5 separate regions of the Mus musculus genome follow, and all the other regions are linked to region 1. A link is a loop called in an ENCODE intact Hi-C map of the cell type or tissue named here. Cell type or tissue: heart. All regions are shown on one strand. Links, peaks and the distances in the headings refer to the core of each region. The heading gives the core; the rest is flanking DNA.

Region 1 (6,477 bases), core at 490-5,489:
TCCTGTATAATGGGGCTGTGAGCTAAATGTTACCTGCCTGACCATAAACTGTTACCTCTCTACTTCTGTAAGCAATACTCGATTTCTGTATATGTCACAATTGCATTTTTTCCCCCTTAAAAAATAAAAATCATGGGGCTGGTGAGATGGCTCAGTGGGTAAGAGCACCTGACTGCTCTTCCGAAGCTCTGGAGTTCAAATCCCAGCAACCACATGGTGGCTCACAACCATCCGTAATGAGATCTGACTCCCTCTTCTGGAGTGTCACAGTGTACTTACATATAATAAATAAATAAATCTTTAAAAAAATAATAAATAAAAATAAAAATCACGCCAGGCAGTGGTAGCACACGCCTTTAATCCCAGCACTTGGGAGGCAGAGACAGGCGGATTTCTGAGTTCAAGGCCAGCCTGCTCTACAGAGTGAGTTCCAGGACAGCCAGGGCTACACTAAGAAACCCTGTCTCAAAAAACCAAAAAAAAAAAAAAAAAAAAATTAAAAAAAAAAAATCAAGCCAACTGGAGTTCCACAATACTTCCCAATAATTCGCTTGGAGCAGTCCTGCCCAAGGTTAAATAAAGACTCCATTCAAGTTATTCAGGTCTTGGGCTGTTCTCTTCAGATACCCTATAACAGGACAGAAGGGCCCTTGCAAGTTATCTTCTCATCTCCACACCTAAACTGTAGAACACACCCACACACTTAAAGGTAATAAAAAGATTAAAGCACAAAGTAGCACTTGAAAGAGTACTCAATTATTCTGGTAATAGGGAAGTTTAAATTCTTCCATCAGATCCAGAAACTATCAAACATTACAAAAGGTGATTCTAAAAATCAGTGAGGAAAGTCACTCTCATGCTTATTCATGGGAATCACAAGGGCAACATTTTTGAGAGGACAACAGCAGGACCTAACAACGTGTCCAAGGCTTTTGAGCCAGCTTCCTCATCTTGAAATGTGTTCTACAGAAAATCTTTAGCGTGTGCTCAAAGATGTTTGCTGACGTTTTTTTGGGTTTGGATTAGTAGAAAAATGTGCAGCTTTCTAAAGAAACGTCATTCAGCAGCAAAAAGCTTAAGGGGACACTGTGCAGCCATTGAAGGGAGTAGACCTCCAGGTGCTTACAGACACACACACACAGGTCAAGAATAACCAAAGGTAGAAAACAGTGCCGCTGGTGCAGCAGGCCCACTTCGGTCATATCAGGTTAATGTAAAAAAGATGTTTATAGGAGATTGGAGGCTTTAGTTTTTACTCCATGTATCCATGTATTCTGGTAGGTTTTAAAATTTTTTTGTGCATATATTAACAGTTCTGGGTATCAAATCAAAAACAAGGCCTTGGGTACTCTTTACCCACTGAGCTATACCTTCAAACCCTCCATTGTTATTATCAGTTTTTTGTGAGACAGAGCCTCACTTTGTAGCTGGCCTTGAAGTCACAAGAAACCTACTCTTTCAACCAGAATGCTGGGCTTTTAGGTCAGAGCCAACACATCTGCATCTAATGTTATTTTAAATGACTCCAAAATGTATTTGCATAATAATTTTAATTAAGAGAAGGAAAACAGATTGGAAGAACACAACAGTTAACTCCTTTGTTAACTATAGTTCCTATGAGGGGGAAACCACACAACCACTCACCCCAATCCTTAGTTAAAAATTCTACAAGGCTGATTCTACTGTGACAGGAGAGACCTGGAATGCTGCAAGCCTGGAGCTAAATTATCTTAGGCTATCCTTGGCCTCCTTAATAGCCATTCATTGCCCACTTCTATGTATAGCTTAGCATCTATCCTTGTGACTGTCCTTCTGGAATGTATAAACAGAACACTAACTTCCACCAATCCCAAAGACTGAGAATGTCATCAGATGAAATCTAAGGCCAATAGCCAGAGACATTCCATAAACTGAAGTGTCTTATCTCTTTTGTTACCATATAAAACTCATAAGACTGTAACACTTTTATGTTGAATATGGTTTGGGGGCAGTTTGAATCCTGTCCTTGGGTCATGATCATTTACATTTTACTACAGAATAAACTCTATTCTCTTCAAAGTCGTTTTCTTTCATCCACACCTTCAGGGAGAAGGAGAAGGGTGAGCTTGTTACTTTTCATTATTAACTGTTAAAAGACAAAACTGAAAAATATTCTATTTTCGTTAAATTAAGAAACTTTATCGAATCCATGACATTTTTCAAACAAGTGAAATGGACTCCAACTCAGTATACTCTAGCAACGTCTCAGTCACAAGTAAAACGGTAACGCCATTTCCTCGGTATTTTTCCCGTTACGTCCTTTATACCGCAATTAGGAATGCAAAAGAATTCCTCTCTCCTTTATGGAATATTACAACCTTAAATATTACCTTCCAGACAAAAATTCAAAGCCTGGCTAGCCAAGAATTTCAGTAGAGTATCCCAAACTGTCAAGATAACAGTTCCTTTTCTAGTCCTAGTAATATTAGAGCATTATACACTTTGTAACTGTTCAGCTTCCTTAAAAACAAAAAACAACTTACTACGCATAAAGAGAAATATAAATCACTTTTACCCCCTGGGATTGGCGAAAAGCAGTTAATGAGCATGAAGAATAAGACAGTAAGCAGTCCGCATGGTAATTAAGATGAGACCCTCCCAGCTAACACTGACGGGCAAGTAGCGTGCAGCACGTTACATGAAAGGCGGCATGACTCTGCACAATGACAGGCCGGGACATTTTCCGGGGAAGGGCCGTTTGGAACGGAAGAGGCCAAATCGGGAAATAGGTAAACAAAGAAAGGCAAAAGGCCGGGGCCAGGACATTAACCCGAAAACGGAGTCGCCATCGCCTGCTGAACTGGCTGACACTTGGACCCAAACGACCCACGGTCTGGGTTTCTACCCGCTATGTCACCGTCGCGTCACCCACGGCCTCCCTCCCGAAGGAAGGCACTTGCCGCCTGACGCATGCCCCCTAGGTAGCGGCCGCCTCCATTTTGTCCTGAGTCTCCTCCACGCGAGCGGCGCGCTATTTTTAACCTAAATCTGCGGGCCGGAGGGGGAGGGGCGTGGGCCTGGCGGGCGCTGGAAGGCCGCCGCGAGGGACCGAGGCGGGGGTGCGGGAGGTTGTCAAGGTCACCAAAGCTAGGACAAAGGACAAGCTGGGAACGAGGCCCGCGGAAACAGCGCCAGGCGACTTCCGGCAGTGCGGGGGCCGTCAAACCCGGACTCCCGCCCTCTAAGAGGACAAAGCGGCGCGCGACGCGCGGCCCCGGCTCCGCCCTCAGCGCCCAGCACGGGGACGCGCACAACGGTTGAAATGGCGGTTAAGGCGGAGGAGGGGCTGAGGGAAGCGAGTTTCTCGGTGCTCCTTGACTCGGGCCACCCTGCCTGCGAGACAGGAACCGGTGGCGCTTCTCTAGGTTGCCACCACTCGCGTTCCTCATGGTCGGTTGCGGGTTGGAAAACAGTGTGGCCGGTTCCATGGAACAAAGGAGTGTGCCAGGGCGGGCTTCCGGACAGCCCCAGGAACGCTCCCTAAGATGGCCGCCGCCGCGCGGGGATGGGGTGGGCGGAGCCCGTGTTGCTCCCGTCGCGGGCCTGGGCGGGGCGATGGAGAGGACTGGTGCCCATGGCGGCCGCCCCGGAGCCCCACGAGACGGAGAAAAAGGTAATGTTCGCCATGGGGCAAGGGGGGGTGGGGGGAGGTGTGCAGTGCGCAGGCCGCGACCCGGTTTCCTAGACCCATCCCATAGCCGCGAGGTATATCAGCGATCTAGTCCTCATATCCCGGATATATCTAAATTGCCAGTTAAACTAGTGAAGAGCAGGCCTGCAGGGTCAGAAAACGGAGACTAATCCAAAACTAGCATTGGATTTGGTAGAAAGGGCTAATAAAGGGGAAATGAAAACTCTGGAGAGCTGGGCGTGATGGTGCATGCCAGTAATCTCCACTTTGAGGGCTGAGGCAGGGGTGAGTTCTGGGCCAGCAAGTGAATCAGTCCTTTTCCTTGCACAACACAGGAGCGCACACTCACAGGTAAGGTATAGATTTGTTAGTTCAATGTGAGAACTGCAGTTTGACCTCTTATTAAAAAAGACGAAATCTCCACTCTGCATGAAGCCGACATCCTACTGGGGTAACGGGACAGTCGAATTTCATCCATTTAAGCCAGCCGGGATAAAACTGCAGTTTGGCCATGAACTGCTAGGCCTGATAGAATGGCTACAGGAAGGTGTCCCAAGTGGAGACTAATTAAGCCATGGTCAAGTGTCTAAAGATGTCTTTTGTTAAACAACTAAAACACTACCTATCAAATGAAAACTTGCTAGCACAAGTAAGGTCAAATGTAGTGTTTGCTTCATAGCTCATCTAGACTTGCTGAAATTGAACAGTGGGTTTGACAAAAAGACTCTGCTCTGAAAAATAAAGCCATGAAGGCTTGGGATGGGCACACCTTTTAACCAGGCACTTAGGAGGCAGTGAGTTCCAGGATAGCCAGGGCTACAAAGTAAACCTAAAACCTGTCTCAGAAAAGATTTTGGAAGCAAGAGAAACTACTTGAAAATACTTTGATACTTTGGTCGGTTTGCAAAACCGACTAAGACCAAATAAGCAGATGAATAGTCTCACAAACAGGGAGTCGAATAAATGGTATTCAGCTGATAACAGGTCACAAATGTTAAATCCGTAAAAGGAGGGGACACTGCTACTGGAACGTTGCTACTGCCAAATCCCCAGGCCAGTGGAACAGCAAGCCAATTACTGTAAATGTTTTCTCAAGATTCCCGGTGAGATGGAATCTAAGTGTATCTTTGCCTAAACAGTGGCCATGAGCGTGTGGGTACTCAAGTAAAATCAGGAGCATCTAGTTAATATAGTCTTGCAAGGCAACAGAAAAATGGTAGTATTAGGACTTAAGATGTGGAAGCAAGCGCAATCCTCAGAAGGTAAAGGTGCTTATTTACCACCTCTGTTCAAGTCTCTGGAGCTCTTGTGGCAGCCCAAGTCAGACACCCACAGATATAACTTACAGAATTTAAAATCCTTTCAAATTTAAAATCCTTTCAAATGAAAGGATTACAAAGCAGTCCTTTGGGGGGGGAGACTGGTTGAGTACAATACAAAACTGGCTTTTAGGACCACTGATGAGCTTGCCACAGGAAGCTTGAAAGATTTAATGCCAACCAGGTCTCCTTTTGCAATGACACACTTAATGGAAAAGGATGGACAGTCAACTTGAATCCTAGTTTTCTCTTGAACTGGAGTTATGAAACCACCATGTAGGTGATAGGATAAGCAAGGAATCTCTCACAAGAAACCCAATTTTAAGCTATCTGAACTAGGCAAGAATACAGGTGGTAGGTACATAGGTACAACTGGTTTCACTAACGCTACCAGAATGTCTCCATGTTCATCATGTACTGGATGCTAGTTGGCATAGGAGTAATTTCCAGAGATGGTGTGAACTCCCCAGTAGACCTGTAGTTTCTTATTTGAGAGTTTGATGATGAGAACAGCCCACAATGATTGATTGGGTGTATGATTAAAAACAAGAGAAGCAAGTCATCAGTGAAAGAACAATTTTACTTTAATGAAAGCCAGGTTACACACGTTCAGGCAGATCCTTGAGCTAAGGGGAGTGCAGCTCTACCCTATCTTTAACCGAACCTAACATGTCTTTTACTCCATTCCCCACCAGTGTTACGTTTCATCTCTTATGCAGTCATCCTCTAGAAGCATTGAGTGGCATTGCAGAAAACATCTGTGCTTCCAGGGCTGGGGTACAAATAGAGAATGGCTTCTTTTCGCACATGCTCTGTCATATAAGTTATGTGTAGTCTTGCATCCTCAAGCTCAGACTGACCTCCAATTCACAGCAATGTAGTTGTGGTTCTTCTTGCTGTGGTTTCCTGATTGCTGGGATTACATTACAGTCACAAACCACCAGATGTCTAAGACTTGCATGAACAGAGTGTGAAAAATGTTTTGACCCCCATCTCTGAGCCAGTGCTGAGTGACATGTCCTTGGAAGACTGGTCACTTCATGCTAGAGGTTAATCACTGTGCTCATTATTTCAAATGCTGAAGTAAATCCTGAAGTGGCAGATTAGAACACTTTAAGTTGGCTGACTGGTAATTAAAAATTGAATAGGAACCTAACTATTTTCTTGTTCAGGCTAAATTCTTTTTCATTTTATCCTAGCCCTTCAAGCTCCTAGGTATTTTAGATGTTGAGAACACTCCATGTGCTCGAGAATCTATACTCTATGGCTCATTAGGATCTATTGTGACTGGACTTGGACATTTCTTGGTGACCAGTGAGTATTTTCCTTAAATTAAAACAGCTCTATTATAATGTTTTCTACACAGAATTTATGCTGACCATGCTTTTTCCAATAGGTAGAATTAGAAGATCATGTGATGTTGGAGTAGGAGGATTTATCCTGGTGACTTTAGGATGCTGGTATGTTTGCTGGATATTGCAGTTAAAG
Region 2 (6,477 bases), core at 438-5,437, 130 kb before region 1:
AGATGTACATACAGCTAACACTCCGATACACAGAAAATTAAAAATAAAAGAATATAAACAAAGGGCTTATTTTTATTTTTATATTTTTAATTTTTTTATTGTTTTTTCTAGACAGGGTTTCTCTGTGTAGCCCTGCTGTCCTTGAACTCACTCTGTAGACCAAGCTGGCCTCAAACTCAGGAATCTGCCTGCCTTGACCGCTGCCTCCTAAGTGCTGGGATTAAAGGCTTGAACCACCACTGCCCTGTAGGACTTTTTTTAAAAAAAGGTTTAATCCCTTTTCTCAGGATCAGGACAGAGCAAGTGGATGGGGAATTCAAACAAAGGCTAGACTACAAAGAGAAACCCTGCTTCTAAAAACAATACAACAACAACAAAAACTCCACTAGCCTAGAGGAGTTGATTATAGCCATCACTGCCATCAAACACAGACAGTAGTGGTAACATGAGCTGCTATTTTCAAAGACTTTGCCAAACACTTTCCTTTCCATCTGGGAAGACACAAGTTGGTGGTCATCACTAACAAAAGTCATTCCAAAACTAAAGACATGCAGATTAAAAGGGATCCCTTGACATTCCAAGCTGTGCTATCTCTTTGGGTGGCTGGTACTTTGGAAATGGAAAATGGACAGTCTCAAGATCTACTAGTGAAACTGGATGTTATTCTTCAATACTGGCTTCAAATTCAACTGAGTTAGTCAGTGAATTCAGCCAGTAGTGATGAATCAAAACAGAGCATGAACCATAGGGAGCCAAGAGGAGCACAGGCAACCTCCCAAATAGTCCCCAGGATTGGTCAGAAAGGAGTCCAGTAACTTGGAAGGCCTTAGTCTGCATTTCAGTCACTCCCTTGGTGGGGGGTGGCAGAGCTTTCTATAAGCATAAGCAAACACCAGTCAACAGGTGTCTGAGGAAGGAAACATTCATTTTTTACTCAGAGTTTGAGAGGTGCTGCCCACATGACAGGCAGGTATGGTGCTGTTCCCAGCAGTAGAAGTGTGTGGGTGTCACCACTCCCATCACAGTAGGTCAGGAAACAGAAAGTGAAATGGAAGTAGAGCCAGGTTATGGTCACTAAGACCTGCTCTCCAGAAGTCCACTTGCTCCAGTAAGACCCAGCCTCATACGGGCTCCACAGCACTCTACCACAGTGCATCCAGCTGGGGACCAAATATTCATATCATGAATGCGTAGGAGGCCATTTCCCACACAAACCATCACACTATTTGAGGTGGTCAAACCTCAAACTGTTAAAGTGGCTAAGAAGCTGCAACTCAATAGATCATGGATGGACCTAGGGGAAAACCCTACTACTATCACTTTGCAAAGGAACAAAGTAATAAAATGAGCCCTGAGGATAAACTGTTATGTCCATAGATCTGTGCTTTACTCAGCCCTAATCTCAGAAGTTTCTTCCTGCAGTAGATGGTAATTGATACCCATAAGTGAGCAACACACAAATTGACATGGACTAGCAATAGTAAAGCATAGGATGTAAAACTGGGTATGGGCCTAGCATTGTCTCTGGAAACCTCAAAGCCCGACCCAGTGACACACCTCTTTCAACAAGGCCACACCAACTCCATTAAGGCCACAGCTTAATCATCCTCAACTAGAGACTAAGCATTCAAATGTATAAGCCTATGGAAGCCATTTTCCTTCAAACCACCACTTTTCACTCCCTTGCCTCCCCCACCCCAAAAGACTTATAGTAATTATCGTAATGCAAAATGCATTTAGTACAACTTCAAAAGTCCTTAGTGTCTACAACAGTCTCAACACGTTGAAAATCCAAAGTCCAAAGTTTTCTGAGACTTAAGGAAATCTCTTAACTGTAAACACCTGTAAAACTAAAAAGAAAGTTACATACTTCCAAGATCTAATGGCACTGAATACATACATATATATATATGTGTGTGTGTGTGTGTGTGTATGTATATATATATACACACAAATATATATTTACATATAATGTATATTTATATATATATAATAGGTGTGTCAATTATTTCTGGATCTCCCACACCTTAGTTCTCTCTCTCTCTCTCTCTTTCTCTCTCTCTCTCTCTCTCTCTCTCTCTCTCTCTCTCTCTCCCTCCCTCCCTCCCTCCCTCCCTCCCTCCCTCCCTCCCTCTTTCGAGAAGATCACACAGAGACCTCAGCAGGCTTCAGACTTACTAGAGAGCTGAAAATGACCCTGAACTTCTGGATACTCTTGCCTTTACTTCCTCCCCACACCGAGTGCTAGGCAGGGAGCTACCATACCCAGTTTTACACAATGCTGTGGATCAAACACACTTGCTTTATGTACATTAGACAAGCACTCTACCAACTGAACCACATTCTCAGATTCCTCTTTAGATTTGTATTACTCTACTCAATTTATTTTGAGATAGGATCTCACACTGTATTCCAGACTGGTCTGGAACTCACTACATAGCTCATGCAGGCCTTGAACTCCCTGGTAACTCCCTTGTCTCAGGCTCCCAACTGGTAGGATTACATGCCTAAGCCACAACATTCAGAAATTGATCTGTCTCTTGATAACCACCACAAATATTCTTTCATCCTATGCTTTACTATTGCTAGTCCATGTCAATTTGTGTGTTGCTCACTTATGGGTATCAATTACCATCTACTGCAGGAAGAAACTTCTGAGATTAGGGCTGAGTAAAGCACAGATCTATGGACATAACAGTTTATCCTCAGGGCTCATTTTATTACTTTGTTCCTTTGCAAAGTGATAGTAGTAGGGTTTTCCCCTAGGTCCATCCATGATCTATTGAGTTGCAGCTTCTTAGCCACTTTAACAGTTTGAGGTTTGAGTTCCAGTTCACAGAGCAATCCATAAACCCAGGTTAAATAGATAGAGAAAGAAAGAAAGAAAGAAAGAAAGAAAGAAAGAAAGAAAGAAAGAAAGAAGAAAACTGTGGTTGGTTGCCCCTGTAATTTTGTGCCACTGCTGCCTCATTACATCATGTGTCTTGTAGCCAAGCTGCTACTGTGGCAACCAGGATTGCACCTAGGTGAGACTGATGGTTACCTTTCTCCTCTGGTATCATGACCAGTACACCTCAGTACCATGAACATGAGTCAGTAGGGAGGAAGCTTCTAGTTGGCCAACAGATCCATTTTTTTTAAAGAATTATTTATTATATGTAAGTACACTGTAGCTGTCTTCAGACACTCCAGAAGAGGGAGTCAGATCTTGTTACAGATGGTTGTGAGCCACCATGAGGTTGCTGGGATTTGAACTCCGGACCTTCGGAAGAGCAGTCGGGTGCTCTTACCCACTGAGCCATCTCACCAGCCCCAGATCCATTTTTGACATTTGATGACATAAGTGGTGCTTTTGGCCATAAGGCCTTTCTGTAAGGCTATGGAAAATAGGGCTGGCGAGATGGCTCAGCGGATATGAGCACTGACCAAAGGTCCTGAGTTCAAATCCCAGTAACCACATTGCAACCACAAGGTGGCTCACAAACACCTGTAATGATATCTGATGCTCTCTTCTGGTGCATCTGAAGTCAGCTGCAGTGTACTTATGTATAGTAATAAATAAATCTTTGGGTAGAAGGAAGCAGAGCCTGAGCTAGCAGGGCTGACACAAGTGAGCAGAGGTCCTAAAACTCAATTCCCAACAACCACATGAAAGATCACAACCATCTGTACAGCTACAGTGTACTCACATACATAAAAAATAAATCTTTTAAAAAAAGTAACCAAGCCAGGTGGTGGTGGCATACGCCTTTAATCCCAGCACTTGGGAGGCAGAGGCAGGCAGATTTCTGAGTTCAAGGCCAGCCTGGTCTCCAAAGTGAGTTCCAGGACAGCCAGGGCTATACAGAGAAACCCTGTCTCAAAAAACAAAACAAAACAAAACAAAAATAGTAACCAATAGACTTGGCAATAGTGTAATGTTAGAGTAATGTTAAATAATGTTATGATGCTTTTACAATAGTACATTTCCATATGGTTTTTCCAAAGGCTATTCATGTTAGTTGTCCTCCCCATATTGCCTTCTTTAGCCTGACCTCCCACCTCCTCCCCCTTTTAATATTTCTTTCCAGCTGCATTTTTTCAATATTTCCTAGTGCTTCAACCCTTAATTTCACATAGCCTATAGTCATCTGCAAAAGAAGTTCCAATTAACGGATTACCTTTATCAAATTAGCCTGTGGGTATTGTCTTAACTAATTGATATAAGAGGGCCCAGTATACCCTGGGTGTTACATCCCCTGGAGAGGTTGTCTTGAGTTTCTTAAAAAAGCTAGCCAAGCATAAACCAGTGATTGAGCCAGCAGGCACTGCTCCTCCAAGGTGCTTGCTTTAAGTTCCTGCCCTGTCCTGACTTCCTTCTGTGATAGACTGTGACCCCTAAACCTGTTCTGCCCTAAGCTGCTTTCTGTCAGAGCAGGTGTTATCACAGCAACAGAAAGACTGCCCAACAAGTCTCTAGGCTTTAAGTTCTACTGAAATGTTTATTTTAGTCAGATTAATGGTTGTGACTCCATTTCATTTATGCAAATGCCTACTCAACATCTCATGAGACTCTAAAAGGCACTGAAAATATAACATGACCTAACAGTAATTTCATTTCCCTTTCTAACCTGCTTCTCCCTCAAATGTTTGATATATTATGAATAACATACTATCTACCCAAATTTGTCAAACATCCAGGACCTATTTTTGAGACTACCCCTAACTCCCCCAACAAATTTAATGTCCACACTTTTTAATATAAGGCTGGTCACTAGACTCCCAAGATGAGGAAGAAACCAAGCCACAAATCCAAAGTGCCTTTTAAATCTCTTGCATTATATCTGTTAATAACCCATTGACCAAATCAAGCCAAAGCTTGCTAAAGACAGTAGAGAGAGGCATCAAAGGTCATATATAATTTGAGAAGCCACTTTTACAATTTACCACGTTAATGGTCATGTTTCTATTTCCCTTGCCTCATTAAAATTTCACACAGAAACTCAAGCAATTTTTAATTTTTTAAAGTTATTTATTTATCTGAGTACATCATATCTGTCTTCAGACATATCAGAGGAGGGCATCTGATCCCAAATATAGATGGTTGTAAGCCACCATGTGTTTGCTGGAAATTGAACTCAGGACCTCTGGAAGAGCAGCCAGTACTCTTAAGCATTGAGCTTTCTCTCTAGCTCTCAAGCAATCTTTTAAGAGACTTATGTACATATTCATGTCGTTCCTTGGCTCAAACCCTACCAACTCTTCATTTAAAATCCAACCTCAGAGTTTGGAGAGATGGCTTGCCCACTAAAAGTACTTGTTGCTCTGCAGAGGATCTCAGTTTGGTTCCCAACACTCAGGTCAAGCAACTTACAGCAGCCTATAACTTCGGTTGCAGAGCATCCCTGCCCTCTGTCCTCTTTGGTCACCTGCACCCCTTGCTGTCTTTGTCTCTGTCTTCTGTCTTTCTCAGTCTCTTTCACTCTTTCACACACAGAGACACACAAACACACACACAATTGATAAATCTAAAATGTAAAATAGATATTCAATCTCAGCTAACTGAAAACTCAGGATGTCTTCTGACCAGTTAACTGCCTGTCCACAGATCACCTCTTTGCTCATTATATTCTAGCCACAGAGAACTTTTATTTTGTTCCTTAAGTACAAAAAACATGTCTTATGTCTATGTACTTTTGTCTCCTCTAATTGGAATTCTTGGCTCTCTTATATTTGACTAGCTTTCTGTCATTCACGAAATGTGAATTCCGTTTTGAGGGTTAAAGGAGACTTTCTTACATCCTACTTTTACAAGGGTAACCTTCCTCCCTTTATTGCCTCACTTCTATATTTTCAAAAATTAAAAAAAAAGCAGAAGGGCTTTGGAAAACTTAGTCATCACTTCTTCACATTGCGTTGGATTCACATCTCACGCTACAAACACCAGAAACAGCACTGAAAACTAAAAGGCAAATGGAGTCTCTGCTCGCCAAGGACGAACAGCGAAGGTTCCCCTGACAAACTCTTCGCAGGACTTTCTGGGAACTGTAGTCTCCCAGGGAGACGTGAGTGCCTACAATATCCTGGTGAATGCTGGGATATGTAGTCAGACTGCTTACACGCCCAATAGGAATCGCGGGTTCTCCCTCTGCTTTCTGGGAACGGTAGTCTTTCTGCGACCTCGAGCCACCAGGGTGAAGAGGCATCCGGCCTGTCGCCATTTTAGGTCTCCAGCTGCAGAGCCTGAGAGCCTCAACGCGCAGGCGGGCTCATCCCTGGATCCTGGCCGGCCCCGCCTCCAGGGTGCCTAAAGCCCGCCCCTCGCCCAGGCCCCGCCTTCCCCCACGTGTCTGCGGCCGAGGGGAGGCGCCTGAGCTGGAGCTGCCTCTCCACCTGTCTGGCCGGGTCCTCGTACAGGTTTCTGACAGCGTCTCCCGGGAGCGGTCCCGGCTGCCGGATGCTTCCGCCCCGGCTGCGGTGGGCCGGGCTGGACGCTTA
Region 3 (6,477 bases), core at 972-5,971, 50 kb after region 1:
TGGATCCTGTGGCTTCAGCCTCCCAAGTAGCTGAGAATACTGGCAGGGCCTCCAGGTGCAGCCTGTTTTGTTTTATTTTGTTTTGAGACTGGGTACAAGTAACTGAGGGTGACCTTGAACTCCTGATCCTCCTGCCTCCACTTCCTAAAGCTAGGGATTACAGGCTCACAAGACTATACCAGCTGGTTTTTGAACACGAGAATGATAAATTAACTCCCTGCACTGGAAAACAGCACAGCGATAGGGCAGTTTGGGCTACTTGTGCATTTCGCCGTGAGATCCACAGAGGTGTCAGGCTGTAGTGGGCAAAGGGAAAAGGGAGAAAGAAAACCAGCTCCTTGTAAGGATGATCCAGCCACAGTTGAGGAATTAAATGAAGCCCAGTATTTCTCCATCTTGGGCTTTAGTTCTTTGTTTTGTTTGTAGACTAAGCCTCGTGCATTCATGCTGAACTCAAACTCACAACGCAGCTGAAGCTGACTTTCTTTTTTTTTTTAATTAATTAATTAATTTTTTTATTACGTATTTTCCTCAATTACATTTCCAATGCTATCCCAAATGTCGTCCCCCCCCCCACTCCCCTACCCACCCATTCCCATTTTTTGGCCCTGGCGTTCCCCTGTACTGGGGATATAAAGTTTGCCTGACCAATGGGCCTCTCTTTCCAGTGATGGCCGACTAGGCCATCTTTTGATACATATGCAGCTAGAGTCAAGAGCTCTGGGGTACTGGTTAGTTCATAATGTTGTTCCACCAATAGGGTTGCAGATCTCTTTAGCTCCTTGGATACTTTCTCTAGCTCCTCCATTGGGGGCCCTGTGATCCATCCAATAGTTGACTGTGAGCATCCACTTCTGTGTTTGCTAGGCCCCGGCCTAGTCTCACAAGACACAGCTATATCACGGTCCTTGCAACAAAGGCTTGCTAGTGTATGCAATGGTGTCATCGTTTGGAGGCTAATTATGGGATGGATCCCTGGATATGGCAGTCTCTAGATGGAACTGTTGCTCCTTCTGCCCCTGCCTCCCAAGTGCTGGGATCATACACTTAGATCCTGTGCCGGTTTACTACTGCTTTTTAAGGAAATGTAGGGAAACTTTCCTTTTTCTTGGTTTTCCTCTCCTCCCACCTCCACAGCAGAGCTGGGACCTCAATGCCGGTTTTTTATAGCATTGCTCTGTAATTTCTCATCTAGCTGTTTGCTTATAACAAGAATGAAGTTGAGCCATGAGTCTTTCATGTATCCAGGGGACAAACAATCCCTAGCACGTGAAACAGTGTATCAGGACACTGGAATCAAAACAGTGGTCGGGGTGTGGGCTTGACATGCATGCAGCCTCCTCATTGTTCCAGAGCAAACGACCTGGGAACCATAGCCAGTATTTAATGGATGATGATTTGGTGCGTGTGCACGCACATGTGTGCGTGTGTGGTGTGTGTGTGTGTGTGTGTGTGTGTGCGCGCGCGCGAGCAAATGTAGAGGTTAGGTGTCTTCCTTTGTGGCTTTTCCAGCTTTCTTTCTTTGAAACAGGTTCTCACTGTGCAGCTCTGGCTGGCTCACTAGATAGACCAGGCTAGTCTTGAACTCAGAGGTATCTGCCTCTACCCCTGCTTCCTGAGTAGAGGGATTAAAGGATTACAAAGCCACATTCAGCTCCATCTTATTTTCTGAGATGGGACTCCAGCTGAAGCTGGAGGACACTGATGGCTAGGCTGTCTGTCTGTCTGTCTAGCCCCAAGGAACTCACTGTCCTGCACTGGGGTTGCAGGCACGAACTACCATGCCTGTATATTAATAGGTGCTGGAGATCTGAACTCAGTCCCCATGCTTGCAGAACTGATCCAACCCCATAATTTAAATTTTCTAGGAAAAATTTCTTAGCAACAGTTGCTTCTAAAATATTAGCTTGAATTTCAAGGATCATTATATTGGCTTGAAGCAAAGCCCTAACATTATCACACCATGGTTGTTAAAACAAGGGGTTTTGTATTTTGATTTTTGTTTTGTTTTGTTTTCTAGACAGGATTTCTTTGTGTAGCCCTTTGTGTAGCCCTTGTTGTCCTGGAACTCACTCTATAGACCAGGCTGGCTTTGAACTCACAGAGATCCACCTACCTCTGCCTCCGCAAGTGCTGGGATTTAAGGCATGGACCACCACTGCCTGGCATCAAGTCAAGTTTTAAAAAACAACAAGATAATGAACATTTTGAAGTATTTAATAATATCTTGGTTAGCACTACTAGCAAAGCAGCAAACGGGGGGGGGGGGGGGGGGGGGGGGGGTTGGTGTAGTGGCCATGGGGGAACTTCTAAAAAAAAGCTGTTGGGTAAGGCAACTTACAAAGACAGAGATAATTGCTGATACAACATAACAAAAGGAATTCTGTCTTTTCACTTCATCCCAGTCTTTTCTTTGCTTAGAGATAGCAACATAGAAGCCATTCCCAGGAGTTTAGATTGCACTAGGCTGCACATATGTAAGGACTATTGTTCACAGATAGTCTGTTGTTTGGATGTTCCAGGGCCTAGAGAGCTCATGCTGACTGCATATACAAGGTTCTCTTTGCTTTGCCGTTTGGCCAACTGCCCTACAGTCTCCCCCATTCTCCAAATGCCCCCCCCATCATCTCCATTGTGCCCCCCTGTTCAAGAGATTACCTACAGGTCTTTTATTTACCAGAATGTCCAAGCTCTGCCCTTCAGTTGGGACTTAAAAGTTAGATAATGCTGTTGGACTTTGCTGGGGAAGCTTTCGGTTGCAGTATCAGTGACCACGGGTCTGTATTAAATGTCACTCTGGAATAATTATTCTCCTCTGAGCCGAAGGTAAACAAGGAGAGGGGTCTGTCAGCTTTCATCCTGCACAGCTAAGTACCCTTTGGATTTATCTGGTAAAGCTGAGAAATCTAAGATTGTTCCCGGTGTCTCCAACACTAGCCCCTTAAAAAAGAAAACAGAAAAGGGCAAATCCGGGGAATCTCAGAACTTTGTTTTTATTTCATCACTCAGAGGGAACAGTGACTCCGGATTTCCATGAGAATGACAAAAGTGACGGCCAAGGTCAGGACACACTGTAGATTCATCTTTTCTTACCAATTTGTCCGGCTGTGTTAGTAACCCAAAGAGCAGAAAACGATGTGAATTTTATTCTTAGGAATCAAATAATTTTTTTTTTCAAAATTATTTTAAGAGCACTATTAGGCCTTTCATGCATTGGAAAAGAAAGAGAGAAAGATAAAAGAATCCACCATGTTTTGAAATCTTCCTGGTGCTCATAGGGCAAAGGTGCTTGTGCCAAGTCTAATGCTGAGTTCGATCCCTAGGCCCTACACAGTAGAAGGAGCAAATCGACTTCAAAGGCTTTTCTCTGACCTCCAAAACTCCTGTGGCATGCCCACCTCCCTCCCCAGTAATAGTGTATGCACGGTAGTGTTCTTAAGTGGAACAGCAGTACTGATTGATTCAATATGCTAGGCCCTATGGACTGGTGTGTAATCTCTGAGATGGGCATTTAGGAGTGCGTGCAATTGTCTGTTCAAGTGCTTTGTGGATCCGCGTGGTCTTTTTGGGGGGACATGGAACAGGATCCTGGAGGGAAGTCAGGAGCAAGCCTAGGAGGCCTAGGCTTTCAGGGCTAGGACTATAAATACGCACAGGCCCGGGGGAATCGTGAGACAGGCGGTGCGCACATTGCACTTCCTGGGAACTGCGAGCCCAGAGCGGCAGGCGGGGCCAGGCACCAACCCACTTGACAAATGCGCGGGGGCCCAGCGCGCCGCTCTGGGCGCGCGTCCACATCGCGTCACGTGCGCGCGGTGGCCAGGCACAGCCACCTCCACCCGGCTTGCCGCACGGGAGGGACTCGTGACGCTTGCTTCCGCGACAGATGCTTGCCGTTTTGGAAAGCCAGGTCATGTACAGAAGACAGGTTTACCTTCTAGATGAGGATAGGGCATGGGGGCATAGCTCAGGGATCCCCAGCAACACAGTGGATGGATGAATGAAGTAAAAGAAAAATAAAGTGTCAGGAACTGTGAGTGGAGAAAAAAACCCAACAATTAATAGTGTCGGGAGTCGGGGGCGGGGGAAGTAACTCAATAATGGGAAGCTTACCTAAGCATGTTGTGCCTGGAGGACTGTGCTCTGCAGCCGGAAGGACAGGGTAAAAGGTCTATAAGGGAAATAACCCGGATGGATGCGTCCCAAAGTACACATGCCTCTCTGCCCGGCAGTTGCTGCTCCTTACCCCTCCTCCACCGCTTAGCACAGTGAGGGGGAAGGCCTGGGTTTACTTAACGGGATTATGGGTCATTCTCACTGTTAAGATGTGCCTGGGTTGACACATGCCCGTTGATTTCTAACGACCGTTTTATTTAATTGTTTGAGGGAGAGGCACCAACAATTTTGAAACTGTTATTTACATATGGAGGCTTAGATCTTGGTTTATCTAAAGTTCTTACTATATTTACTTTTTGGGGTCTGGAAGTCAGAGTACAACGTGTAGAAGTCTGTTCACACCCTCCATCACTCTGATCTCAGGAATTGAAGTAAGATCCTCACACTTGATTGTCATGTTCCTTTACTGGCTGGGGATGCTGATTCAGCGCAGACTTCCTAGCGCATCAAAGGAAGAGCCTATACTATCTTTCCTCCCATGATATCAAGGTGATCAATGGCTTCAGGTGTTGTCCACCTGGAATAGTCCTTTATAACGTTGTCCATCATCTTAATTGTGAATGTAGCTACCGTTGACAGTCCTTGCTGGAGGTTTTATTTCATTAGCAGTTGAATTCCTCTTCTCTAAGGAGCAGGCTCTTTCCTGGTGAGTTATTTAGTTGCCCAGAGTTACAGTGCATCCAGGACACACTGGATTGATGCTCGACTCTTTATTTTTGGAATGAAAAGTTGTATCTCCACATCCTCCAGAGGTGACCAAGGGATCTTTTTCTGAATGCTTATGAAAATCACCATAATTGCTATGTCTCAATATGCTGCAGCTGTTATTTTATTCATACATTTGATGCTCAGGATGCCTTCCTGTACTGGCTGGTTTTGTGTGTCAATTTGACACAAGCTAGAGTCATCAGAGAGAAAGGAGCCTCAGTTGAGGAAACACCTCCATGAGATCCAGCTGTAAGGCATTTATTTTCTCAATTGGTGATTAGTAGGGGAGGGCCCATTGTGGGTGGACCTATCCCTGGGCTGGTAGTCCTGGGTTCTATAAGAAAGCAGGCTGAGCAAGCCAGAGGAAGCAAGCCAGTAAGAAACATTTCCTCCATGGCCTCTGAATCAGCTCCTGCCTTCAGTTTCCTGCCCTGCTTGAGTTCCTGTCCTGCCTCCCTCCAATAATGGACTGGGATCTGGAAGTGTAAGTCAAATAAGCCCTTTCCTCCCCAACTTGCTTTTGGGTCATGCATGGTGTTACAGTTTTTGGCTACAGCCTAAGTCTCCACAATACAATTCAGCAATCAGGGGAAAGCAAGTAACACAATTTAAAAGGTAGGAAACTTAACAGGGTGGGTGGGCGGGGCCCACTTGGGTTCTTCAACAATAAAGTTCAAAGAGGAAAAAGGACATGAAACCTACAGAATATAAGAAACAAGAGAGACCGTGAGTTCCAGGAAAGCCAGGACCATTAGACAGAGAAACCTTGTCTCAAAACACCATCCCCTTAAACAACAGCAACAACAACAAAGAATCCAGAGAGACATCACATGACTGTGCTGTCTAGATCTGGTTTGGACCATCATTTTTCTTTTCTTTTTTATTAATTAATGGATTTGGTTTTGTTTTTTTATGGTGCTGGTACTTCACTCGTTCGGCAAGTGCTACAGCTCAGAGGATAAAAGTACTTGCTGCACAAATCTGTCAATCTGAGTTCAATCCTTGGATCCTATAGTGAAAGAAACCCAACTTTAAGAAGTTGTCTTCAGGGCTGGTGAGATGGCTCAGTGGGTAAGAGCACCCGACTGCTCTTCCAAAGGTCTGGAGTTCAAATCCCAGCAACCACATGGTGGCTCACAACCATCTGTAATGAGATCTGACGCCCTCTTCTGGAGTGTCTGAAGACAGCTACAGTATACTTACATATAATAAATAAATAATAATTAAAAAAAAAAAAAGAAGTTGTCTTCAGACAGGCGTGGTGGCACACGCCTTTAATCCCAGCACTTGGGAGGCAGAGGCAGGCGGATTTCTGAGTTTGAGGCCAGCCTGGTCTACAAAGTGAGTTCTAGGACAGCCAGGGCTACACAGAGAAACCCTGTCTCATAAAACAAACAAACAAACAAACAAACCAAAAAACAAACAAACAAAGTTGTCTTCTGAGCTGTGCATGCATGTACCATGGCATATACATCCCCATACACATTTACATCCATATAAAAAATAATGTAAGAAAAACTAACTTACAAGAAATATCAAGGAAATTTGACAACTGCTACTTCATTAATGGTATTAAACAATAACCATAATTTT
Region 4 (6,477 bases), core at 574-5,573, 1.5 Mb after region 1:
CTGGGATTCAAGCACTTGGAGGCTAACGGTGGTGAAAGCACCAGAAGTTCAGGGCAAGCATGGATTACAGCAATGGTTCCTCATGCTGTGGTGACTCGCCTCCAACCATGAAACTGTTTTTGTTGCTACTTCATAATTGTAATTGTGCTGTTATGAATCGTAATATAAATATCTGATATGTGACTCCCGTGAAGAGGTCAGCTGTCCCTGGGGATTGCTCCCCACAGGTTAAGAACCACTGACCTAGTGAGCTTCACAACTGCTGAGATTACCGACACCTAACCTTGTCTCAAACAAATGTTCTACCTGGGATTACAACATCAAGATTAACTATTAAAGCTTATCCTGAGAGCTGGTGAGATGGCTCAGTGGGTAAGAGCACCCGACTGCTCTTCCGAAGGTCAGGAGTTCAAATCCCAGCAACCACATGGTGGCTCACAACCATCCTTAACGAGATCTGACTCCCTCTTCTGGAGTGTCTGAGGACAGCTACAGTGTACTTACATATAATAAATAAATTAAAAAAAAAAAAAAAAAAAAAAAAAGCTTATCCTGAATCCAGACTTCATACTTACAAAGCCTATCAAACTCTTCTTTTGTGAGAACCACTTTATTCCATGTCCACTCAAGAACAAATCGTAGATTAGCAGCAGAATTTGGTTGTTCTTATTTGTATTGAAAGAAAGGAAAAAGAAGAAAAAGAATGATTACTAACTTCGAAATGGAAGTTACTAACTTTGTAGGAGGAGCCAGATAGGAAGGCCAAGTTCATGAATTTAACATTAACTTCTACCAAATGGATCCTGTGCACCTCTTCATAGGAGCAGTGCCATAGGTGCAAAACTGGAAGGAGGGTGAAGAGGGCGCAGGGAGCAGTTATGAGGGAGAGCAATATATACAAACTGGAAAGCAATCTTAAAAAAAAAAACAACAAAAACCCAAAACAGTCCAAACCAACAACAAAAAAGGCCTACAGTTTTTAAATTTTGACTTAAGAAATTTTACCATATTAAGGAATATTTAAAAGACCCCAAATCATGGTAGGCATAATGGCACATGCCTTTAATCCCAGCAATTGGAAGACAGAGGCATTCAAATCTCTTGAGTTTAAGGCCAACTTGGTCTACAGAGAGAGTGCCAGGACAGCCAGGGCTACAGAGAAAGCCTGTCTTAAAACAACTCAAAATACAAAAATGCTGTATTCCTCTAAATCCCACTAAGCTATAAAAAACATTTCTGCAACACTGGTTAGTACTCAGTATTAACCTTTGTTTGTAATCACAACTTTTTTTAAAAAAAATAAGTGATTATCTTTTGTTTTGAAATAAAATTGAAATGATTAAGAAACAGGAAGCTTTCTTTCAAATGATCATCATGTTCTTTCAACATTACATGGGCAGAGTATGTGCATGTTCATGTAAAGAATGAATAAATATTCACACTGGGGTGAAGCTGGTACAGAGCATCACAGATTCACTTTTTACTCCACCCTACAACTTTACGTGAATTTAAAACAATCTCATGCATAAAGGTTAACTAAAATGTAAAACCATGAACTGTAATTTTAAGAATATGAATATTCTATTTTTTAAAAATATTTTTTATTACGTATTTTCCTCAATTACATTTCTAATGCTATCCCAAAAGTCCCCCATACCCTCCCCCCCTACTCCCCTACCCACCCAAAATATTCTATTTTTACAAAGTGAAACTGTTACCTTCTATTATCCACGTTCTGATGTAACCAGTCAAAAGTCCCAAGGAACTTGTCTGAATTGCTGCTGACAATATAGCTTCTAATTGTTCTTCCTAAACCATGTTTAAAAAAAAAAAAAAAGAAAGACACTCTGAAATCAGAGGCAGTATAGGTGGGGAAATAGTTCTGAGGCTCATTTGGCTGTAGCCAGAGAGACAACAGAGCACATCTGTAAAGTTACAGCACTAAGGAGAGTAAGACAGGAGGGTCACAAGGTGGAGGCCACCTGACCAGAGCAGGAAGAAAACCAACGCAATACCCAGCATTGTAAGAAGTGGGAAACCCCAACACCCACAGAAGACTTGTATGCCATGGCCAATGAAGCTTAACTCGTCAGCTAAGGAAACTCTCGCAGTTTGTACTTTCTTTAGCAGTACTGGAGCCTAGGACACAAGCACTCACACTGAGCTATATAATCTCAGTCAGTCCTTTTTATTTTAAGATAAAGTCTCATGAAACTATACAAGCAAGCCTTGTACAAATTACTTTGTGGCCAGACCAACTTTGATCTTGCTAGCTCGGTAACTAGGATTATATATATGCTTGCATTGCTGAGCCCAGCTCCACTTGTGACTTTTTAAAAAGGTGTTTTACTGGCATGGATGTATAAGATAAATACATCTGGTGCCTAAGCAGTCAAAAGAGGGTATCAGATCCCTTGGAACTGGAAGTAAAGATGGTTGTGAGGTACTATGGAACTGAGCCTTGGTCCTCTGCAAGAGCAACCAGTGTTCTTAACCACTGAGCATCTCTTTAGCTAAGGTTAGAGGATGTGGAAGCCAAATTTCAAGGCCATGGCTACTGATCCTGGAACATGAGGTTACAGATTCCCTCCCCCCAAAAAAAAATTCAAAAGAAAGAAAAAAGTTAAATGTCTCACTTGACTTAAACTGGAAGGCTGAATATCAATAAGTCTTGGTGAGAGGAGACCAGCAACAAGACATCGATTATAACTATCAGGAATGACTTCATTAAGAGTTGGTCCTGATTTCTTTAAAAATGTCAAAGTCTGTAATAGAAAAATTAGTCCAACATCAGCCAACATCAACTTAAATACATCTATGGAAATACTGAAAGCCTGACTAAACTGCATGATCAAGTTAGGGGGCTTAGAGATTCCTGAATGCAATGACATCAATAAGACACAACAGCAGTATTTTCAGAAGTTGCAGACAAACATGTCTGTGTTTAGTGAGAGATTTTCACTTAGGACAACCACAGCAACTATGTGTGTGGCTGATTGCCAACTAAAAGGTCTTCACATCACAAACTATTCTTACATCATTCTTCTGTCAATTTTGTATTATTTCTCAAAAGAAACAAGAAGAAGCCCTACGGCCAGGCATAGTGGCACATGCCTTTAATTCCAGCACTTGGGAGGCAGAGGCAGGCAGATTTCTGAGTTCGAGGACAGCCTGGTCTACAAAGTGAGTTCCAAGACAGCCAGGGCTACAGACAAACCCTGTCTCAAAAAACCAAAAAAAAAAAAAAAAAAAAAAAAAAAAAAAGGAAGCCCTACAAGGCCACGACACAAAAGGGCAGGCCGCAGTTGTGGGGCAGTCTAACTGCAGCAGTTAGGGGCCTGAGCAGATCTCTAAACTGCAAACAGCCACTGTTATACTGTGAGACCCCGCCCCTTCCCATCTCTAAAATAAGCACCCAGAAGATGCAATGAGGCACGAACCTAGTCACCATTTCTTTGAGTTCCTGTAGAAGATGGCACCCACACAAAGCTGCTAAAAACATTTATATGACTTCTAGCAAGCTCTCATTAAAACTGAAGTTATTAAGATGCTAAACTCGAAAATCTAGCAGGAGCTACTATTTAGAGATGAATTAGTTTATACAAATACCAGGAACATTTCAATACATGAATCACCTGTATTCTAATATGTAGCTTCAGCTCTAACACACACTCAGCAAGTTGTTAATGCATACGTACCTCCTTCTGAAATCCAGCACAAGTTACATGGATAACTCCAGAGTCTAACAAACAAGTGGCATCTTAAAAAGAAAAAGATTTTAAATTTTGAATTAAATGTTTACTGTAGGTAATTAAAATTTTATATTGAATAAATCTGTCCCCTCTTTAAAAACAACCACAACAAAGCAGGGTCTTACTGTGCACCCCTGGCTGCCTTAGACTCTCAGAGATTCTCCTGCCTCTGCTGGGATTAAAGGTATGTACCAAGCACATTGGACAAGAATAATTATCAAGATAAGGTTTCTCTGTGTAGCCTTGGCTGCCCTGGAACTTGGTATATAGACTAGGCTGTCCTCAAACTTAGAATTCTGCCTGCCTCTGCCTCTAAGTGCTAGGACTGAAGGTTTGTGCCACCACTGCCCAGCAATTATAAATTCCTTTTGAGATAGTGACAAACTTTATTACTAATATATTAACTGACATTTTCTAAAAAACTCAAAATTTATAAACATACTCTATTTCTTGTGTACATAAATACGTATCAGAAGTTATGTAAGTTATAAATGATAGTGAGATATGAAACATACAGCTGACATACTACATTTACACATTATTTTTCTCAAAAATTTATGAAAATACTTACCAAAATTAAAAGTACTTGGGTTAAAAAATTGCTCTGGAGGTGGGTAGGAAGGAGGAACCCCTCGGTTTAAACTCCTCTCATGTACTAGTATGTCCAAGATGTGATGTGGAGAAGTCCTACTTACAACCGAATCCAATGACCACAACGCAAAATAAGAGCAATTATGCAGAGATTCTCCTGATCTAGAAGAAAAAGTTTTAAAGCACTGAGACACTATCAGCTATACATAACAATATCTGAGGGAGAGGGGGTGAGAAAACATAGTAATCATACCTTAAAGAATCGGGCATTTGTGCATGATACCAACGATTTATGTCAAATAGCCCTAAATACACAGAAGGCTTTCCCTGTCCATATATATTCACTTGCCAGGTAAAGACAGAAACGCTGGTATCGGGAGACAGAGCTGCAAGAAAGAAAAAACAAAACAAAAAACCCAGCTATTTTTCAAAAACAGAATAAAGAACCTAAACATAACCACAACCAAATGACAGTAACATTTAATTCACATTTCAGTAGACTTATGAAAACCATTTCTGTCACTTGAGTCTCACTTACACCCTGACATTCCTGGTGAGAAGTTCTCATCAGAAGGTTCTCCCTTTACTAGTTTCCAGGTAATACTTTAGACCTTTGAGACAATAAGACTAGAAAGTGATTTCAACAAATATTTCCCCAAAGACAGTAGACAGCTAGCACCAGCAGCTAATCTAATACCTACAATGGACGTCTGTGGTTTAATCCTTTAGAGGAACTGAGTTGAGAAAGGCAGATCTAGCCACATGGCAAAGGCGGAAACAAATGCAAATACCTAGACCACGGCAGTGGAATGGCACCAGAAGGGGCCTCGGCAGGAAGAGAAAAGTAAAAACCTCAGATATCACTAATGGCAACTGGAAAAGGAAGCCATGGACAGAGAATAAGAAGAGGGATGGCATGTTAAATTCTAGATGTGAAAACAGAACCACAAGGTTAAAAGTGGGAACTTCGACACAGGGCATCTCTGGGATAAATGAACTTTCCATCTATAGAAGAAGCAGGACTCAGAAATGCAAAACCGTCAAAGGTTACCACTAAAGAAAGGAAGGGAAAACAAATCAATGCTGAACTTATCTATCCCTGGGATCTTTACTCTGAAAGGAAAGAAAAAGACACGGGGTGGGGTTTGGGGGAACACAGCATGGTTCAAAAAGGAAAACAAAATAACAGAAAAAAAAAAACCCAAAAAACAGAAAAATATCCAAAGACAAATTACACTTATTAAAATGGAGACCATCTTTGTGTTGAACTTGATTCAAACACAGGGTCTTTCACTAGCTGATGCAATCAAGTTCTTCAGTTCTGTATAGTCATCCAGAGAGCAACAAGACCTAAAAGCCTGAATAAATGACATACACAGGACCTTAATTTTCAACTGTCAGAAATATTAATTCCAGAAATCTGACATAAATCTTAAGCCATCACACAACAGAGTTAAGAGTACTTTTAACCAACCTTCTCTCATACTTTCTTCTCTGTCTCCATGAGATGGAAATCTCTCTATACTCTGGCATCCCAACAATTTGGTATTACTAGTTTGTCCCCTTAAGGGGAACGTGCCACCTGCTAGATCCAGTGTATATCTTTCTTCGCAGTATTCTAATCCCTGCAACATAAAACATGCAGAAACTTTAACACTATTCTAAGAGTGTTCTAAAATGAAATATTCCCATGCTAAAAGTTTTCCCACACAAATGCTTTTAGAGAGCAAATCGCTCTGAAGGCTATAAAGTTATATATATATAAAATGTATATACCAAGCTAGATTTATGGTCTCAGAAATAATCACCAATAAGTATTGTAAAAGTTTTCTAAAACACGGTAGCATTCATACATTAGTAGCTGGAGTATAAACTGGAATGCCCTAAAGGCCAGCAAATCGATTTCTGCATTCTCATGTAAATTCTTAAGAATAGTTTTTTTTTGTTTTAAGTTTTGTTGAGATAAGGTCACTCTAAGTAGACCTGGCTGTCCTAGAACATGCCTTGCCTCAAAAGACTGAATATTAATTCTTAATCAAAACAGAATTTTCTGCTCAATAAACAAAAAGAGTTTTACCTACTCCCCCCTTTTAAGTCAGGGTCTCATTGTGCAACTCTGACTGTCCTGGAACTT
Region 5 (6,477 bases), core at 890-5,889, 88 kb after region 1:
ATGTCTGCTAGGCAGTGCCGTCACTGCTGGTTTACTGCCGGTGTATCTGTGAAGTGTTCTCGAGTGGATAGAGCTACAACTGCTGACTCCTGAGAACCGAACTGCTGATTTCCTGACAACGCAGCTGAGATTTGCTCCAAAGAACAATTCTGTTTAGGTCCACTTCCCCGTATCCTAATAACCTTTCTTTCCCACTACCTCTGATGGGTGGTGGGCTAGAAGGGAGGTTAAAGTATTTAAGAATCCATATTAAAAGTAGATTTGAAAAAAAAATAAGCGTACATTAACCAAGTTGGAAAATTAAATACTTAAAATAGGCTCCAGTGAGGCTAGGTACTGTAAATATGGGTAAGTTGTGTCTCTTGTCTTCAAAGTTGGAGAGGGAGTAGTTTTTTTGTTTTTTTGTTTTTTTGAGATAGGGTTTTTCTGTGTAGCCTTGGCTGTCCTGGAACTCACTCTGTAGAGCAGGCTGGCCTTGAACTCAAAAATCTGCCTGCCTCTGCCTCTCAAGTGCTGGAATTAAAGGCATGCACCACCACTGCCTGGTCTTTCTTTCTTTTTTACTACCTGCCCTGCAGTATTTTTTTTTTTTTAATTTGGCTTTTTGTTATAGGGTCTTAGACTATTGCGCAGGCAGACCTTGAACTTTCAGAAATCTTCATCCCAGCCTCCCAATGCTGTGACTATAGGTGTGAATGCTAAACCTAGATCAACAGTGTATTAACTACCTAAGGTCCAAGCCTTTTGGTTGTAGTTTCTTTTTATTGGTGCTGGGGATTGGACCTAGGCTTTTATGAATGGTAAGCATGTACCTTTTACAGTTGAGTAAAATCTCCATCATCATGCTGACCTTGAACTCACTGCTGTATGAGGGTGACCTTGAACTCCTGATCCTCCTGCCTCCATCTCCCAACTTCCTCACCTGATTTGATGGTATTGTTTTAAATTTTCAAGAAGAACTCAAAGGAGTACAAACTAATATGATTTAGAATAACTAAAATGAAATACTTTATTAGTTTAGTAGAATGTACAAAATGTTAGGAGGGGAGTTACAGAGAAATTTGCTTAACTTTTAAATGTTAACTAGGTCTATGAACAAATGCTTATGTAAGGATTCCATTTTTTTACCATGTGCTGCCAATACTTTTATTGATACAAAAATATAAAGCAAGAGGAAAATCTGTCTTACAGTAAGTTCATTGAATCTGAGTGGCTTGGAAAAGTCATTGAGAACACTAGCTTGTTTTCATTTTTAAGACCTATATTATTTCAGATTAGATGTCAGTGTGTGCACCTGAAGTTCTAGAAACTCATGAAGGCTGAACAGAAGCATCACTTGAGCCCAGGAATTTAAGACCAGTCTGAGCACCTAAAGAGAATCCTTCCTCATACAAAACACTAAAGCAAAGACACAAACTACAAGCTACAGGTGCGTGCGCACACACGCACACACACACACACATCTCTCACACACAATTCCAGTCAGAATGTCCCAGTGTATAGAACAACGTTACTGGCTGGAAATGTATGTGGTAGAAACAAGTAAATAAAATAAAAGCACTATAAACATTTTGAAAACTTTGCCTATGGGACCATTGAAGAGGAGGTAAAGATAAGGGGCAGGCAATGCTCAGGGTCACCTTCCATCAGGAAGGGACAGTTCTCTTCCTTCCCATACTTGCTACAAAGTCCTTCATCTTCAGGGAGAGTAAGGGGAACACACAGAATGTAAATATTAATATAAAATAAATAAAATATTAATATAAAATAAATAAAATATTAATATAAATTACTCTTCCATATTTTGGGGTGATTAATTTACTGTATGCTTGAGTTCATCTTGGAAGTCTTTCTTTTCTTTCTTTTCCTTTCTTTCTTTCTCTTTCTTTTTGTTTTATTGTTTTGTTTTTGTTTTTGTTTTTGTTTTTTTGAGACAGGGTTTCTCTGTGTAGCCCTGGCTGTCCTGGAACTCACTCTGTAGACCAGGCTGGCCTCGAACTCAGAAATCTGCCTGCCTCTGCCTCCTGAGTGCTGGGGAAATTTGCTTGATATGCACCATTTTCTGATTATTCAAATTGTAGTTAGACACTTCATCAAATCTTTATTGCCTATAGAAAAAAATATTTTAATGAAGAGTACAGTTGGCCTGCTTTGAGGGTTCATTCACTGAGATTACAGAACTTCGATGAATAAAAACTAATAATAAAAAATAAAATACTGAGATGTAAAGTGAATAAATAACTATATTAAAGAAAAATCAAGACAAAACAAAGGCCTCTACATTTAGTTACTTTTACAAAAATATTTAAATAAGTACACATATACCATGAAATTATCATTAAAGATTAAAACTAGATATTAATTTGAGTCACATTGTTAGACATTTCAAAACTGTTGGGTTTTTTTTGTTTGTTTGTTTGTTTGTTTGTTTTGGGGGGGTTTCATTTAAGGGAGAATCTTAGTATTCTGAGCTTATCCATCAAATAACAAAACACGCGATAGCCAAGTTTCTCAGTACTCAAAATTCTCATCGGAAGGTCATGCCAAATTGCACCATCAACATACAAAATGTGTGTATCCCTGAGAACAGACCGTCAATTTATTTGTTGCTATGAGAACACTATTTTGTATCAGAAATTGCAGCCTTGGCGACGCAGTGTTTGCGCCTATTTTGCACATGTTTTTCTACAGCAAGTCCTCTCTCTCTCTCTCTCTCTCTCTCTCTCTCTCTCTCTCTCTCTCTCTCTCTGCGATCCCGGGGAAAGGCTGGGCTTCCTCCTGCACTGGCCCATGTCCGTTTTCGCTCCAGTTCCGTGACTGGCAGAGTGGCTCCGCTCAGGAGAGGGTGACGCCAGAGAGCCACAAGGCCTGGCTCGGGTGGGGTTGGGGTGGGCGGACGCTTTTCGGGGAGGGACCGTGTAAGGGGCCGCCAGGTCTGCGCCCGGTTCTGGGGCGCACCTGAGACGGCCGGGAAAAAAAAAAGCTGAATAAAATAAGTAATTAAAGAAATGAATAAAGAAATAAGCAAGGCACACTACGTCCTTGACAGTCACAATCAGGCCCAGGCGGGTTCCGGAGCCTTGTTAATAAATGACGCCCCTAGGCCCAAAGAACGCGGGCCTCGGTTCTGGTGGGGGCGGGGATCGGGGGGCCACCGTGCATCCAGGGGCTTTCTCCGCCCGCGGGGTCCCGCAGGGTTCGTGCTGGATGTCTCCCGGGCGACCGGCTCCGCACCAAGATGGCGGAGGAAAGGGACGCGGAAGGGACAGGTAGGACCCTGCCTGGGGTGCCACGACGTCGCCTCTGCGCCTGAGGAAGCGCCCCCCGGCCAACATCTTGAGCCCCTCGGCGTGGCGACAGTGGGCTGAAAAGCGGCGCCAGCCCGCGTCCCCACCGTCCGCCCTCCCGTCCCCTCGAGAGGTCTGCGCGGGCTGTTGTAGCCCCCGCCGGGGAGGTTCATAATGGCGTCCTTGTCCCTGGCACCTCCCCTCCCCGTGAGGGCGCCAGCCGCGGTCTGGGTGGGCTGTGGGTAACCCGGAGGGCGGCCTCATGGAGGACTGGAGCTGCGACTAGAACCTGGCGGGATCCTCTGCGGCTGTGCCGAAACCCCGCCCAGCCCGGCCCAACCCGGCCCCAGCCGCCTCCATTTTGCCTCCTCCTCCGCCAGGCGGAGCGCAGCCTCCAGGTCAGACTGGGCCCTAGCGGCCCGGGTCGCGCTAGAGCCTTGCATAAGGAACACGCACTTTAATCACTTTAAAGAAAACCCAGCCGGGACTTGTCGGGCCGCCCAGACCGGCCGGGTACCCGAGAGGCCTCAGGGGACCCGAAAAACTAATGTTTCATGTTGAACTGCAAGACCTTTTGAATTGTTGCTAACCCAGCCGAATGACTTAAAATCGGATCTGTGACTCAACAGCCATTACGTGATAAATTGACAACATCACCGCTAAATAAATAGTCAAGCAAGCCCTAAAATAGTAAATGGCAAACATTGCAAAAAAAGTGAAAGTAACACTCCATCTTTGCTGACTCTCTCCCCTCCCTCTTGTATTCCCCCACCCCCACCCCCACCCTCTGGTTTGGAACACAGTAGTTAGGTTAACAACTAATATTTACACGAGTTGTTTAGTCCATTGTCATGGTGATTACAGGAACCCAGCAGGGAAACTTGAGACCCTAGATTTTTTTTTTTTTTTTTTTTTTGGTTTTGGCTGTCCTGGAACTCACTTTGTAGACCTGGCTGGCCTCGAACTCAGAAATCCGCCTGCTTCTGCCTCCGGAGTGCTGGGATTAAAGGCGTGCGCCACCACTCCTGGCAGCTAGAGATCTTATTGATGACCTGTGATTTATAGATGGTAAAATTAATCTCAGAAGTCGGCATTGTAGTATAGAGTTTTAACTCTACTAAGGTATCAAGATTTTTGTGGTGCTATTTTAGAAATGGAAGGTTTTATTCTACTTTTTTGTTGTTGTTTTTACAAAGAATATGAAGTTAGAGGGCAGGGAGTGTCGGTGAGGTGTTGGGGGAAGGGAAAGAATATGATCAAAATATGTTGTATAAAAAATGTTTTAGGTGAGTCGGGGGTGGTGGTGCACACCTTTAATCCCAGCACTTGGGAGGCAGAGGCAGGCAGATTTCTGAGTTCGAGGCCAGCCTGGTCCTACAAAGTAAGTTCCAGGACAACAAGGGCTACACAGAGAAACCCTGTCTCAAAAAAAAAAAAAAAAAAAAGTTTTAGGTAAAAAAAAAAAAAAAGCTTCCCCAGAAAGTATTTTTTTTTTTTTAGTTATACTTTTATTACCCCCCTCAAAAAAAGTAAAGGAGAAAATCATTAGGGGATGAATTATTTTTTAAATTAATTTACCTTATGTGTATTGGTGTATTGCCTTTGTGTATGTCCTTGTGAGGGTGTCGGATCCCCCAGAACTGGAGTTGCAGATGGTTGTGAGCTGCCATGTGTGTTCTGGGAATTGATCCAGGATTCTCTGGAAGAGCAGGTAGTGCTTCTAACCTCTGAGCCATCTGTTTTTTTGTTTTTTGGGTTTTTTTTTTGTTTTGTTTTGTTTTTTAAACAAAATCTAAATCATTTGGTTTTACCAATGAAAACCCGGGAGCCAGAATCTGTGGTGAAAGTTTGCTAGCTCAGAGAAGCAGAGAAAGCACCCAGCTGACCCTGCTCCTCAGCCAGTGTCCCAGACATTGTTTTTTTTTTTTTTTTTTTTTTTTTAAATAATCCTATGTTTACTCTCTGTCAATTGGTTGCTTGTTCCACCTCTTAACTTATGGTTGACTTTATTTAATTTTGTTTATAATATTCAAGCAGAGAACTCTTGGATAAATGCATATGCTAAAGCTGAAACACACCACAACTAGAGACACAATAGGTGTTATTAACACAGTGGGAACAAATATCCATCTCTCCAGACCCCTCCTTTTCTTTTTAAGTTAAAGACTTATTTAGGGTAGCATTGGAGTATACTGCAAGTTTTTACAATGTAAAATTATACACACACACACACACACACACACACACAACACTTAGGATCTCACCTTGTAGCTTTGATTGGTCTGGAACTCCCAGAGATGCACCTGTCTGCATCTGAGTGAGTGCTGTGACTAAAACTGTGTGCCACCACACCCAGCCTGATTTTTACAGTTGTTATCCCTGCTTGAGAGAGACAGAGACAGACAGAATTTCTGTTTCTTTAGTTTCCAAAACATATTTTAATGTTTAGTGTAAGTTTAGGAGAAAAAACAGTTCAGTCTGCAACTAACTGTGGAAGTAATGGCTGTTGAAAGCTGGATTTCATATATTCAATTTCTTATATATTTAATGCTTGCTTCATGGAAAGTAGTCTGGTGAATGTTAAACCTGAAAATTGTGATGAGGAAGATGGAATCCATGGTTGTCCAACTGAAGTAAGCTTTATTAAATACTGGCCAGGAAGATGGACACTGGCCATGTCCCTATGTGGGATTCTTACAGAAATGGTGATGAATTCCATCCTTCAGGTGCCTGTTAGGCCAGGCTCATGAAACTCCTTACTTTCCACCTTGGTTCACTGGGGCAAGCATACATCCTGACTTCCTTCCTGCCTGTGCGTCTCCTGCCTGGATGTGACCAAGCACATCCTGTGCAGTTGGGACAACAAACTTTGTTTATTGAAGGGGAACAGGGATTCATTATCTGACAAAAACAACAGCCCTCTGCATTCCTGGGAGTTATCTGTCCTTGGGCGAGTGGGGTTTAAAGCTTAACTTTAGCCCTTACATCAGGGCAGAACTTTAGTGAATAGCGAGATGAAGAAGGCATTGTCTTTGTCCTCCCCAAAGGGGAGGTTATCAGTAAGGGAGATAAGAGAGGAAGAAATGGAAAACAAGAAGCCAAGAGGAGCAATAGGGAGCCAGGGCCAAGATAAGATCCTCAAGGCACACTGTCCAGCGTCCTGCTTCCTCTAGGAGAGCTTACTTTTCAA

What was found. Hi-C counts contacts between places; a loop is a spot of excess contacts. Peaks named below come from ENCODE experiments on the same cell type or tissue, not always from the same donor. Only the 100,000 strongest peaks of a DNase experiment are listed, where the experiment ranks them.
Region 2: it touches region 1 in a loop (2.8-fold over the local background); 11 of 42 quality-filtered maps call a loop at or near these places.
Region 3: a loop joins it to region 1, with 8 times the contacts of the local background. A loop is called at or near these places in 10 of 42 quality-filtered maps.
Region 4: it touches region 1 in a loop (6-fold over the local background); 4 of 42 quality-filtered maps call a loop at or near these places.
Region 5: it touches region 1 in a loop (9-fold over the local background); 17 of 42 quality-filtered maps call a loop at or near these places.

What each region holds. Positions count from the first base shown.
Region 1 is chr1:178,315,557-178,322,033 of GRCm38, forward strand. It overlaps Cox20 (cytochrome c oxidase assembly protein 20), which reads left to right and starts at 3,597. Exons shown (of 4, transcript NM_025511.2): 1 at 3,597-3,652; 2 at 6,189-6,303; 3 at 6,386-6,449. The coding sequence starts at 3,614. LOC115487370 (a long non-coding RNA gene) reads right to left here and starts at 340. Exons shown (of 2, transcript XR_003948789.1): 1 at 1-340. It also overlaps a transcript of Hnrnpu not described here. In heart, for the core only: no CTCF peak of the experiment used is centred there; DNase peaks (open chromatin) are centred at 3,205 and 3,535; H3K4me3 peaks cover 3,954 bases; H3K27ac peaks cover 4,482 bases.
Region 2 is chr1:178,181,334-178,187,810 of GRCm38, forward strand. Desi2 (desumoylating isopeptidase 2) reads left to right here and starts at 6,084. Exons shown (of 5, transcript NM_024282.3): 1 at 6,084-6,477. In heart, for the core only: a CTCF peak has its summit at 3,446 (motif pointing right); no DNase peak of the experiment used is centred there; H3K4me3 peaks cover 31 bases; H3K27ac peaks cover 34 bases.
Region 3 is chr1:178,365,286-178,371,762 of GRCm38, forward strand. No RefSeq gene overlaps it. Among named protein-coding and RNA genes, the nearest start is that of Gm24919, 22 kb to the right of the region's middle. In heart, for the core only: no CTCF peak of the experiment used is centred there; DNase peaks (open chromatin) are centred at 3,756 and 4,196; H3K4me3 peaks cover 1,471 bases; H3K27ac peaks cover 2,533 bases.
Region 4 is chr1:179,782,372-179,788,848 of GRCm38, forward strand. Ahctf1 (AT hook containing transcription factor 1) reads right to left here. Exons shown (of 36, transcript NM_026375.2): 8 at 5,818-5,968; 9 at 4,597-4,729; 10 at 4,324-4,505; 11 at 3,699-3,760; 12 at 2,637-2,765; 13 at 1,719-1,809; 14 at 576-665. Among named protein-coding and RNA genes, the nearest start is that of Ahctf1, 18 kb to the right of the region's middle. In heart, for the core only: no CTCF peak of the experiment used is centred there; no DNase peak of the experiment used is centred there.
Region 5 is chr1:178,402,865-178,409,341 of GRCm38, forward strand. It overlaps Efcab2 (EF-hand calcium binding domain 2), which reads left to right and starts at 3,154. Exons shown (of 7, transcript NM_026626.3): 1 at 3,154-3,269. The coding sequence starts at 3,239. In heart, for the core only: CTCF peaks have their summits at 2,837 and 3,677; DNase peaks (open chromatin) are centred at 2,837 and 3,517; H3K4me3 peaks cover 1,782 bases; H3K27ac peaks cover 2,002 bases.